Linked DNA regions of Homo sapiens: region 2 is linked to region 1. Evidence: read pairs that join two places in POLR2A ChIA-PET (ENCODE). Cell type or tissue: Panc1. All regions are shown on one strand. Links, peaks and the distances in the headings refer to the core of each region. The heading gives the core; the rest is flanking DNA. Region 1 overlaps ABCG1 (ATP binding cassette subfamily G member 1). Region 2 overlaps C2CD2 (C2 calcium dependent domain containing 2).

Evidence for each region. ChIA-PET counts read pairs that join two places held together with the same protein. Peaks named below come from ENCODE experiments on the same cell type or tissue, not always from the same donor. Only the 100,000 strongest peaks of a DNase experiment are listed, where the experiment ranks them.
Region 2: POLR2A ChIA-PET joins it to region 1 with 6 read pairs; 2 of 35 experiments call an interaction of 5 or more read pairs at or near these places.

What each region holds. Positions count from the first base shown.
Region 1 is chr21:42,265,936-42,271,314 of GRCh38, forward strand. ABCG1 (ATP binding cassette subfamily G member 1) reads left to right here. Exons shown (of 15, transcript NM_016818.3): 3 at 5,135-5,252. Among named protein-coding and RNA genes, the nearest start is that of TFF3, 47 kb to the right of the region's middle. In Panc1, for the core only: no CTCF peak of the experiment used is centred there; no DNase peak of the experiment used is centred there.
Region 2 is chr21:41,932,883-41,938,261 of GRCh38, forward strand. The region is part of intron 2 of C2CD2 (C2 calcium dependent domain containing 2); the gene reads right to left. Among named protein-coding and RNA genes, the nearest start is that of SNORA91, 13 kb to the right of the region's middle. In Panc1, for the core only: a CTCF peak has its summit at 1,114 (motif pointing right); no DNase peak of the experiment used is centred there; H3K4me3 peaks cover 870 bases; H3K27ac peaks cover 991 bases.

The sequences.
Region 1 (5,379 bases), core at 147-5,146:
GACAGGGTTCTTCTCTCTTAAGCCTGGATAAGTGGGCTTGCTCTTGGTTTTGCTTTGACAGTGGACTTGTGAATTGCAATATGAAGCTGGGTGTGGTGGCTCACATCTGTAATCCCAGCACTTTGGGAGGCCCACGTGGGCGGATCACGAGGTCAGGAGATTGAGACCATCCTGGCTAACACAGTGAAACCACATCTCTACTAAAAATACAAAAAATTAGCCTGGCATGGTGGTGCGCACCTGTAATCCCAGCTACTCAGGAGGCTGAGGCAGGAGAATCGCTTGAACCCAAGAGGCAGAGTTTGCAGTGAGCCGAGATTGCGCCACTGCACTCCAGCCTGGGTGACAGAGCGAGACTCTGTCTCAAAATAAATAAATAAAATAAAATAAAATAAAATAAAAGAATTGCAATATGAAATTCAGCCAAGGTGAGTCTGATTAGGAGGGTTTGGGATCAAGGTGCTTCCACTGCTCCTTTTATAGTGAGTAGCTCTGAAGGACCAGCATGCTCTGTTCCTGTCTCTCCCAAGTATGCATCATCTTAGGGAACAAACCATAAAAGGGGCAGAGATAGACTCTGTGGGTTGTCTTTGGAATATCCCAAGGGATTTGCTCCTCTCTGATCATGTAGGTCTGCGGCTCCAAGGGCAGTCCGTCACCACCCTATCTGGAGCACTCTTCTATCCTCCTCCCATCTCTGTCCTCTGGCGATGACCACAGCCCCGGGCACTGCTAGTTGTGCCCCTTGCTAAGCTCCCATATTTTGTGTTAAGGAGCAAGGATTTTCACAGGCTCATAGAGCATTTGCTTCCTTTCTAGGGTAATTAAGACTACACTAGAAACCATCTTGTCCGGTTCTCTTTTACAGATGTTGACATTAGGGCCCCAAGAAGATACGTAGCCTGCTGGTGTCACTTAGGGAATTAATTCCTGAGCAGGTGTCTGGTGCCTGGGGCCCTGCTCAGACCCCATTCTCTCCTCTGGTTCTCGATGGCCCTCACCTCCCATTTCTTTCCATTTCCCAGAGGAGTCTGGTTGAACTTATGGCTTTTTTTGCCTTGATTAATTGACTATGAATTTATGTCCCCTAAAAAAGGATTAAGTTGCATCATTTCTTCTTAGCATGCAGTGCTCAGAGACAACCCAGCAATTGATAAAGACTTTAGGGTTGGTGCAGGGAAAGGGGGAAACAGACACTGATTAAAGATAAATGGGGAGTGGAGCCTTCCTCCCACCCAGGCTCACAGAGGCCGGCCCTGCCCGCCTAGCGCTCTCGCGGGTTCTGGTCTGCAGTTTTTATCTGAGTTCCGTTTAGTGTCTGGTCTGAGGCTCTGGTCTGGTTTGGGTTCTGTCTGGGTTCTGTCTAGGTCTAATCTGGGTTCTCTCTAGACCTGGTCTGGGTGTGGTCTGGGTTCTGTCTGGGTCTGGTTTGGGTTCTGTCTGGGTCTGATCTGGGTCTGGTCTAGGTTCTTTCTGGGTCTGATCTGGGTTCTGTCTGGGTGTGGTCCGAGTTCTGTCTGGGTCTGGTCTGGGTTCTGTCTGGGTCTGATCTGGGTTCTGTCTGGGTGTGGTCTGAGTTCTGTCTGGGTCTGGTCTGGGTTCTGTCTGGGTCTGCTCTGGGTTCTGTCTGGGTGTGGTCTGGGTTCTTTCTGGGTCTGATCTGGGTTCTGTCTGGGTGTGGTCTGGGTTCTGTCTGGGTGTGGTCTGGGTTCTGTCTGGGTCTGGTCTGAGTTCTGTCTGGGTCTGGTCTGGGTTCTGTCTGGGTCTGGTCTGAGTTCTATCTGGGTCTGGTCTGGGTTCTGTCTCGGTGTGGTCTGGGTTCTGCCTGGGTGTGGTCTGGGTTCTGTCTGGGTCTGGTCTGGGTTCTGTCTGGGTGTGGTCTGGGTTCTGTCTGGGTCTGGTCTGGGTTCTGTCTGGGTCTGATCTGGGTCTGGTCTGGGTTCTGTCTGGGTGTGGTCTGGGTTCTGTCTGGGTGTGGTCTGGGTTCTGTCTGGGTGTGGTCTGGGTTCTGTCTAAGTTCTGGTCTGGCTGTTCTAGTCTGCGGCTCTGGTCTGGCCTGGGTTGTGTCTAAGCTCTGGTCTGGGCTACCATCTGGCTGTTTCAAATACTGAACCTGGGCATCCTGCACGGGGCTGATGGGCCTTCACTGGGCCTGGCTCTGGCAGTCTCTGCACTTGTTATCCTGGGCACTCACTATCCCAGCCAGAAAAACAGTGGAAGACAGTGTGCCCTGTGAACGAGAGCCCACAAGGACAGGGAGGCAGGTGCATGTCCATTATGCCAAGAAGTGGGCTGAGCAGAGCTCAGGGGTGGGAAAGTAGGGCAGGCGGGGTGGGATGGTCGCATCTTCGCTTTATATTTCTGTAATGGGAACCAAGTGGAGGACTCTGCGGGGAGGGTGATTTCCTTACATAAATAGAGGTAGGGGTGTGTGTGTGTGTGTGTGTGTGTGTGCGCGCGCGCGCTGGATACTCAGGAAACCCGACTACCACAGGAAGCCTCTGGCTGGTGTTTCCTGGGCCCCTCAGCCCAGGACTCACTTTTAGATGTGCACAAGGTCACTGTTGTACCCGGGCTGTCCCACAGCAGGGCAGACTAATGTTTACTGGACTTTGTTTCCAGAGCCACTTTTAAGATTCTTCAATTCCAAATGCATGTCTTTTTTTAAAAAAAAGAAAGAAAGAAAAATAAGTTTCTAATATTAGAGAAGTACAGCCCTGAATTGGGTTTTGTGTCCACTGCTGGACCCCATGAGGGCCAGGTGGAGTGGACCTCTGCAGCCCCAGTTGTGTGCACTCTCTGTTTGGTGCAAATTCCAGTTTGCTGGTTCTCAATAGCAAGACCAGCCTGAGACCACCTGTCCTGCTCTTCCCATGAGAGGGCCGAATGCTCCCAGCCTCCATGCCATGTCCTGTTCCTGGGGTCCTGGGGGTCATTGCAGCCTGTATGTGCTTCCTCCAGCCAGGGTGATCATCGGGTGCCCCAGTGAGCCCCAGCACTGAGGGTCAGCCCCAGGCACTGTCAAAGGTGAGAGCTCAGAGGCTGTGCCCAGAAAGAGAGGTGGGCCCTGCCTGCCCTGGACGGAGGGAGAGAGGCTTCTCAGAGCCCGAGGCATGAACCCTCAGGTGGGTCGTGGCCATAGTCAGATGATGGCTGCTGGTGAGCTCAGTGACCAGGCGTCTTCAGGCAGCTCATAAGTTTGAGAGGACACAGCCTAAGGGAGGTTTGCTGGGGAGTAGCCCCACTTCCACCCTGAATAGACAAGAGATGGTAAAGCAGGTACCCAGCACTTAGTGCTTTCTTGGGGATATCGCGTGGGTCCCCGGGGGCCTGGGTGCCCGAAGTGCCGCAGTACTCCATGGTGCAGAGAGCTTGCTCCTGTGGAGGAAGTGTCTATGTGGTCCCCAGCTCCTCTGTCTGCCTGTCCACTGAGGGGCACCCATGGCTCAGCAGAAGGGCTATTCTTGGGGTTCCCGGTCCTCCTCCAGCCCCGCTAATCTGTGTAGGCCTCAAGTGCTGTGTGTTTGTAAGCATTGTCATCCACAGTCCTATTGTACGAGCTGGTTCACCCGCAGCTCTGAGCTGCTCTCCAGCCCCAGCCCTTTCTTCCTGTGCCCCTACCCCCGCTGGGATGACTCTCCTCACCCTCCCTGGGGCGACAACCGCCCTGTCTGTAATGAGTGGCAGTCCCAAGCTTCCTGACTGGCTTCCGCAGCTCTCTGACTCCCCTAAACAAGGCCTCAGGGACTCCACATCCAAATTAAGGCGGCACCTGGTGGCAGGTTGGCATTTTCCGGTGTCCTATCTATGAAAGACAGGAAGACAGCTGGGAGCAAACTCCCCTGGGCCAGACTCTTGGAAACATAAAGGCTTGGGTGCCCAGCTGGGGACCGGGAGAAAGTCTAAAACACGGGACTGGGCCAAGGACCCCACAGGTCCCTGTCTCATTAGGTCCCCTGAAACGTGTGGAAGCTAAAATGGCATTCACGTGATTCTTGATCATTTAACAGTGGATTCTGATCTGATACTACACTGAGAAGTGCCCCTGGGCCGGGCGCGGTGGCTCACGCCTGTAATCCCAGCACTTTGGGAGGCCGAGGCGGGCGGATCACAAGGAGATTGAGACCATCCTGGCTAACACGGTGAAACCCTGTCTCTACTAAAAATACAAAAAATTAGCCAGGCATGGTGGCAGGCGCCTCTAGTACTAGCTACTCGGGAGGCTGAGGCAGGAGAATGGTGTGAACCCGGGAGGCGGAACTTGCAGTGAGCCAAGATTGTGCCACTGCACTCTAGCATGGGCGACAGAGCAAGACTCAGTCTCAAAAAAAAAAAAAAAAAAAAAAGTGCCCCTGGATTGGGAGACATTATCTATGCATCCAGTTGCTTCTGTTTTATTATTTACAGCACTTTTAAACAGTCTATTTGAAAAAAAATTAATGTGGCTTTGCTTGGGATGTGCAGCTTTTCCCCTTTTATAAAGCTCTCAGATGGAGACTTGGCAGAAATTCCAAAGCAGTTTGGTGTGGCTCCAAAATGACAAACTTTCTTAATTATTAATTAAGGGATTAATAATATATTGATTATTTAATCATATGTTGATTATTTATAAATAAATCATATATACATAATTTATACTTATGTAAATATATAAAGCATAAATAAATAATTTGTAGATGCAGTAAGTGAATTATTAATTAAAACAGACACATGCATGGCATCTCGGGGCAGGAGCAAGCTGGTAGTGCTGCAGCTCAGAGCTGGGTTCTGCCCATACTGGCCGAGGGCTTGGGCAGGTCACCTGGGCCCACCGGACATCGCTTCCTCACTCTGAGACGGGAATGGTGGATTCCCCATAGACTAGACAATGAGTGGGAAAGTGCTTTGTGAGCTCTAAAGCATTACACACGTGCTGGTAATTATTATCATTATTATAACCTGTGAAATGCAATTGAAGACGTAGACCAGGGAATTCGAAAGACATGAAGTTCATGTTCTTCCCTGGAATGCAGCCTTTTCTATGATGCATGTCAAAGGTTGCCTTTGGCCTTGGTCATGTGTACTTGAACATTTGCATATTTACTGCATTAGAGATAAAATGAAATGAATATGAATATGATCTGCTTTTTTGCAGGATACAAGACCCTCCTGAAAGGAATTTCCGGGAAGTTCAATAGTGGTGAGTTGGTGGCCATTATGGGTCCTTCCGGGGCCGGGAAGTCCACGCTGATGAACATCCTGGCTGGATACAGGTGAGCAGCCCTGCCCAGGGCGCAAAGTTCTCTCCCGGGTGTCAGGCCAGCAGTGGGAACAGTGGAGCTCCTTCCATCAGCCCCATCACCTGGAGCAGGCTGTGGTCTACAGCAGTAGTCCAGGGGA
Region 2 (5,379 bases), core at 209-5,208, 330 kb before region 1:
TCCAAGAAAAAGGCATCCAGTGGGCACGGCAGCCAGTTTCATTGGGAGAGGGACCCACAGGGAGACTCCAGATGGAACACCAGTCAGGGGTTTGTCGGCGGAGAGGAGGTGGGGAGCTCAGGCCAGCCAGTCCTCGGCCTTATCCTTCCGATCAGAGATGGCATTACATAACAGACAGGCTGGGTTCCGGCGGCCTTGTCCCTGTCTTGGCTCAAATGCCAACCACATGTCCCTTGTCAAGGCTGAGTTAGAAAGATAGGAAGAGGCAACCTGACACCAAAGTGTGAGCTTTGAAAGGGAGGGGCGATGCCCTGGAATGAGAAGTTCCTGTTTCTTTTCTACCTCTTATTTGTCACAGGTCCTCAAGTTCTGTTACAGTTTTTTTTTTTCCTTCTCAAGAATTATGCCCAGCTGAGGGAACACGAGGCGGTGCAGACACGGAATTAGGTGTAAATTTGGAGACCATGGGGGTGTGTGGCTTAGATACCAGAGAAGAGGAACACCACTGTGAACCCGCTGCCCTACACGGCAGTTCTAGGGCTGAACTCACCGAACAGTGTTAACAAAAAGAGGCCTTGCTGTCTTATCATTTTTATTTAACGCACGAACATTAAGCAGTGTCTCACCCTGGACATTTTACAAGAGATTAAGCTGGCTGGATGCCTTTGCAAAAACAGTGCCCTAAAAATGTGTCATGTTTGGCCAAGATGCTCATCCAAGAATGGAAAAGGCCATGTACACAATCCAAGCACCCGAGGGTGTTCTACTCCCAACTGACCCTTCCCAGGAGCCCGGGCAGATCCCAACAGGACTTCCTCCTTGTGGGTATGCATAGGATCCAGGCTGGCAAGAGCGACCAGGCTCCTCCTCCCGCACTCACAGCCCCGTGAAAGGGGAGGGGAGGGGAGGGAACCCGTCTACTCAACTGGTGGGCTCACCCCACCTCAAAGGACAGTGTGAGCCACAGCCACGACAAGGCAGTGGCAAGGGCTCCTTTCCTCATTTGGCCACAAAAACATAAAAGTCAAGAGCTACGTGGAAAATTGTTGCAAAACAAAACAAGAGTCCGTGTGTGTGTGCTTTTCCTCCGGCAGGAAAAAGCTTCCGAGAACACTGTTAACAGCAGCCTCATCCCAGCAGGCGGCAGCAGGAGATAGATGGTTAAAAAAAAAAAAGTTTGGACATTTTTATTTTTAACTTTTTAATGACCATGAACTATTTCTGTAATTATATCAAAACAAATACAATTTAATCATCCACTTTCACCAGGTGAGGTGGCTCACACCTATAATCTCAGCACTTTGGGAGGCAGAAGACGATGGATTACTTGAGCCCAGGAGTTCAAGACCAACCTGGGCTACAAAGTGAGACCCCATTTCTACAGAAAAAATAAAAAAACTAGCCGGGCATGATGCTGCATGTCCGTAGTCCCAGCTACCGGGGAGGCTGAGGCAGGAGGACTGTTGAGCCCAGGAGGTGGAGGCTGCAGTGAGCAGTGTCTGTGCCAGTACACTCCAGCCTAGGCGACAGAGTGAAACCCTGTCTCAAAAAATAAAAAACAGTCCACTTCCTAAGGCTGCTTTTCTGACACTATGTATCAAGATCCTGAAACATGTGCTAGTCCACTTCCTAAGGTTGCTTTTCTGACAATATGTATCAACATCCTTCAAAATGCACGTACTCTTTCTCAAGTACCTCTACTCTTCTACTTCTAGGAACAGTGAGGAAATAAACACATGAGCAAAAATAACAACAGAGGTAGGAGAAAATATTGAGCCCCGCACAGGCTTGGCATTGCTCCATGTGCTGTACCTGTGGTAACTCACTCCATCCTCATAGCCCGTCTAGGGGGTGGACAGTATCCTCTACCTTTACAGGTGAGAAGCCGAGCCACACAGAGGAAGAGAAAGAACGGAGCAAGGAACCATGCTCCTAACCAGGACAACACGGCTGCTGCTTCACAGCCTTGCCTCGTTTTTTTTTTTTGCTTGTTTGTTTGTCTGTTTGTTTGTTTTTTCTGTTTTTCCCGAGTAGAGTCTGGCTTTGTCGCTCAGGCTGAAGTGCAGTGGCACCATCTTGGCTCACTGCAACCTCCACCTCCCAGGTTCAAGCAATTCTCCTGCCTCAGCCTCCCAAGTAGCTGGGATTACAGGCGTGCACCACCATGCTCGGCTAATTTTTGTATTTTTAGTAGAGACGGGGTTTCACCATGTTGGCCAGGCTGGTCTCGAACTCCTGACCTCGTGATCCACCTGCCCTGGCCTTCCAAAGTGCTGGGATTACAGGTATGAGCCACCGCGCTGGCCAGCCTTGACTCTTATGTGTTCATTCATTAGAATTTTAGGGGAATTTTAGTAACATGGGGGAAAGAATATAAATGGAATATAGTGTAAATTGTAGCAAAAAATAAATGCAGAAGCAAAAGACTGGCAATGCACACCAACACATGAACAGAGCTAATCACCAGTTCATGCAACTACTGTGTGTTTTTATTAAATATTCTTCTGTGTCTTTCAAGTTTTCATCAATGAACTCGTATTGATTTTATGATAATAGCGGAATTCCTATGTTTGAGACAGAATGGAACCATGGCAGCCTGAGGTCTGAACTTGCCAGAGTGTGGGAGTATCTGCAAACTGCAGCATGCCCGTCTGTGCTTGCTGAAGCCTGACCCCCACAGCCAGAAAAGTTCTGACACTGAGGGCCGGGCGCGGTAGATCATGTCTGTAATCCCAGCACTTTGGGAGGCCGAGGTGGGTGGATCAAGTGGATCAGCCTGGCCAACATGGTGAAACCCCGTCTCTACTAAAAATACAAAAATTCACAGGGCGTGGTGGTGCACACCTGTAATCCCAGCTACTCGGGAGGCTGAGGCAGGAGAATCACTTGAACCTGGGAGGCAGAGGTTGCAGTAAGCCAAGGTCGCGCTCCAGCCTGGGTAACAGAGCAAGACTCTGTCTCAAAAAAAAAGTCCTGACACCTTGAATGGTGCTGGGAAAACTGGCTATCCACGTGCAGAAGAATGAAATTAGACCCTTATCTCACACATATATAAAAATCAACTCAAAATGCATGAAAAACTTAAATGTGAGACCAGAAACTATAAAACTACTAGAAAAAAAAACATAGAAGGAAAGCTTTAAGACACTGGATTGGGCAATGATTTTTTTTTGGTATGATCCCCAAAACACAGGCAACAAAAACAAAAACAGACAAATGGGACTGCACCAAAACTAAAAACTCTGCACATCCAAGGAACCATCAACGGAGTGAAGAGACAACCTACGGAATGGAATCCCATATTTACAAGCCATTTATCTGATAAGCGGTTAATATCCAAAATAAATAAACAACTCAAGTAACTCAACAGCAGGAAAACAAATAACCCAATTAAAAAATGGGCAAAGGATCTGAATAGATGTTTCTCCTTTAGATGGCCAACAGGTCTATGAAAAAGGGCTCAACATCACTAATCATTAGGGAAATGCAAATCAAAGCCACAAGGAGATATCACGTCAAACCTGTGAGAATGGCTATTAGCAAAAATATGAGCAATAACAAGTGCTGGTAAGGATGTGGAGAAAAGGGAACCCTTGTATGCTGTTGGTGACAATGTAAATTATTCCGGCCATTACAGAAAACAATATGGAAGCTCCTTTAAAAATTAAACAGAGAACTACCATATGATCCAGCAGTCCCACTACTGGGTATACTGTTAACCCTTGAACAACGTGGGTTTCAACTGCACAGGTCCACTAATACATAGATTTTTTCCCACCTCTGCCACCCCTGCTACAGCATGACCAACCCCTCCTCTCCCTCCTCCTCAGCCTACTCAACGTGAAGACGATGAGGATGAAGACCTTTATGATGATCCACTTCCACTTAATGAATGGTAAATAGATTTTTTTCTTCCATATGATTTTCTTTTCCTTTTTTTTTTTTTTTTTTTTTTGAGACGCAGTCTTGCTCTGTTGCCAGGCTGGAGTGCAATGGTGCGGTCTCGGCTCACTGCAACATCCACCTCCTGGGTTCAAGCAATTCTCCTGCCTCAGCCTCCTAAGTAGCTGGGATTACAGGCACACACCACCATGCCTGGCTAATTTTTGTACTTTTAGTAGAGATGGGGGGTTTCACCATGTTAGCTGGGCTGGTCTTGAACTCTTGACCTCGTGATCCACCTGCCTCACCCTCTCAAAGTGCTGGGATTATAGGCGTGAGCCACCGCACCCAGCATTTTTTTTTCTTTTTTTGAGACGGCATCTCACTCTGTTACCCAGGCTAGAGTGCAGTGGCTTGATCTCGGCTCACTGCAACCTCCGCCTCCCAGGTTCAAGCAATTCTCTGCCTCAGCCTCCTGAGTAGCTGGGATTACAGGCACCCATCACCACGCTCGGCTAATTTTTCTGTATTTTTAGTAGAGACAGGGTTTCACCAAGTTGGCCAGGCTGGTCTCGAACTCCTGACCTCGTGATCCACCTGCCTCAGCCTCCCAAAGTGCTGGGATTACAGGCATAAGCCACCTTCACAACATTTTTCTCTGGCTTACTTCATTGTAAGAATAGAGTATATAATACAGATAACATACAAAATATATGCCAATTGACTACATTATCAGTAAGACTTCTGGTCAACAGCAGGCTATTAATAGTTAAGTTTCTGTGGAGTCAAAAGTTATATACGGATTTTTGATGGCACAAGGGGTCAGTGCCCCTAACCCTCATGCTGTTCAAGGGTCCATTATAGATCCAAAGGAAATAAAATCAGTATGTTGAAAAGATACCCAGAGCATTATTCAAAACAGCCAAGAGATGGGATCAACCTAAGTGTCCATCAACAGAAGAATGGATAAAGAAAATGTGGCAGATATACACAATGGAATATTAGCCTTAAAAATGAAGAAAATCCTGTCATTTGCAACAACATGGATAAACCTGGAGAACATTATGTTAAGGGAAATAAATCAAGCACAGAAAGACAAATTCCACGTGATCTCACTTACAAGTAGAATCTTAAAAAGTTAAACTCAAAGAAACCAAGAGCAGAATGGTGGTTACCAGACGCTGGGGAGTTGGGGACGTCGGGGAGGTATTGGTTAAAGGATACCAAATTTCATTTAGAAGGAACACGTTCAAGAGACCTATTGCATACCGTGGTGACTAAAGTTAATAAAAATACATTATATACCTGAAAATTGCTAAAAGAGTAGATTTTAAATTTCTAACCACACAAAATGGTAAGTATGTGACATCATCTGTATGTTAGATTTAGCCATTCCACACGTGTATATATATATATATATAAACATCATGATGCATACCATAAATATGTACAATTTTCATCAATTAAAAAAAATAAATTTTAAAAACAAAATAAAGT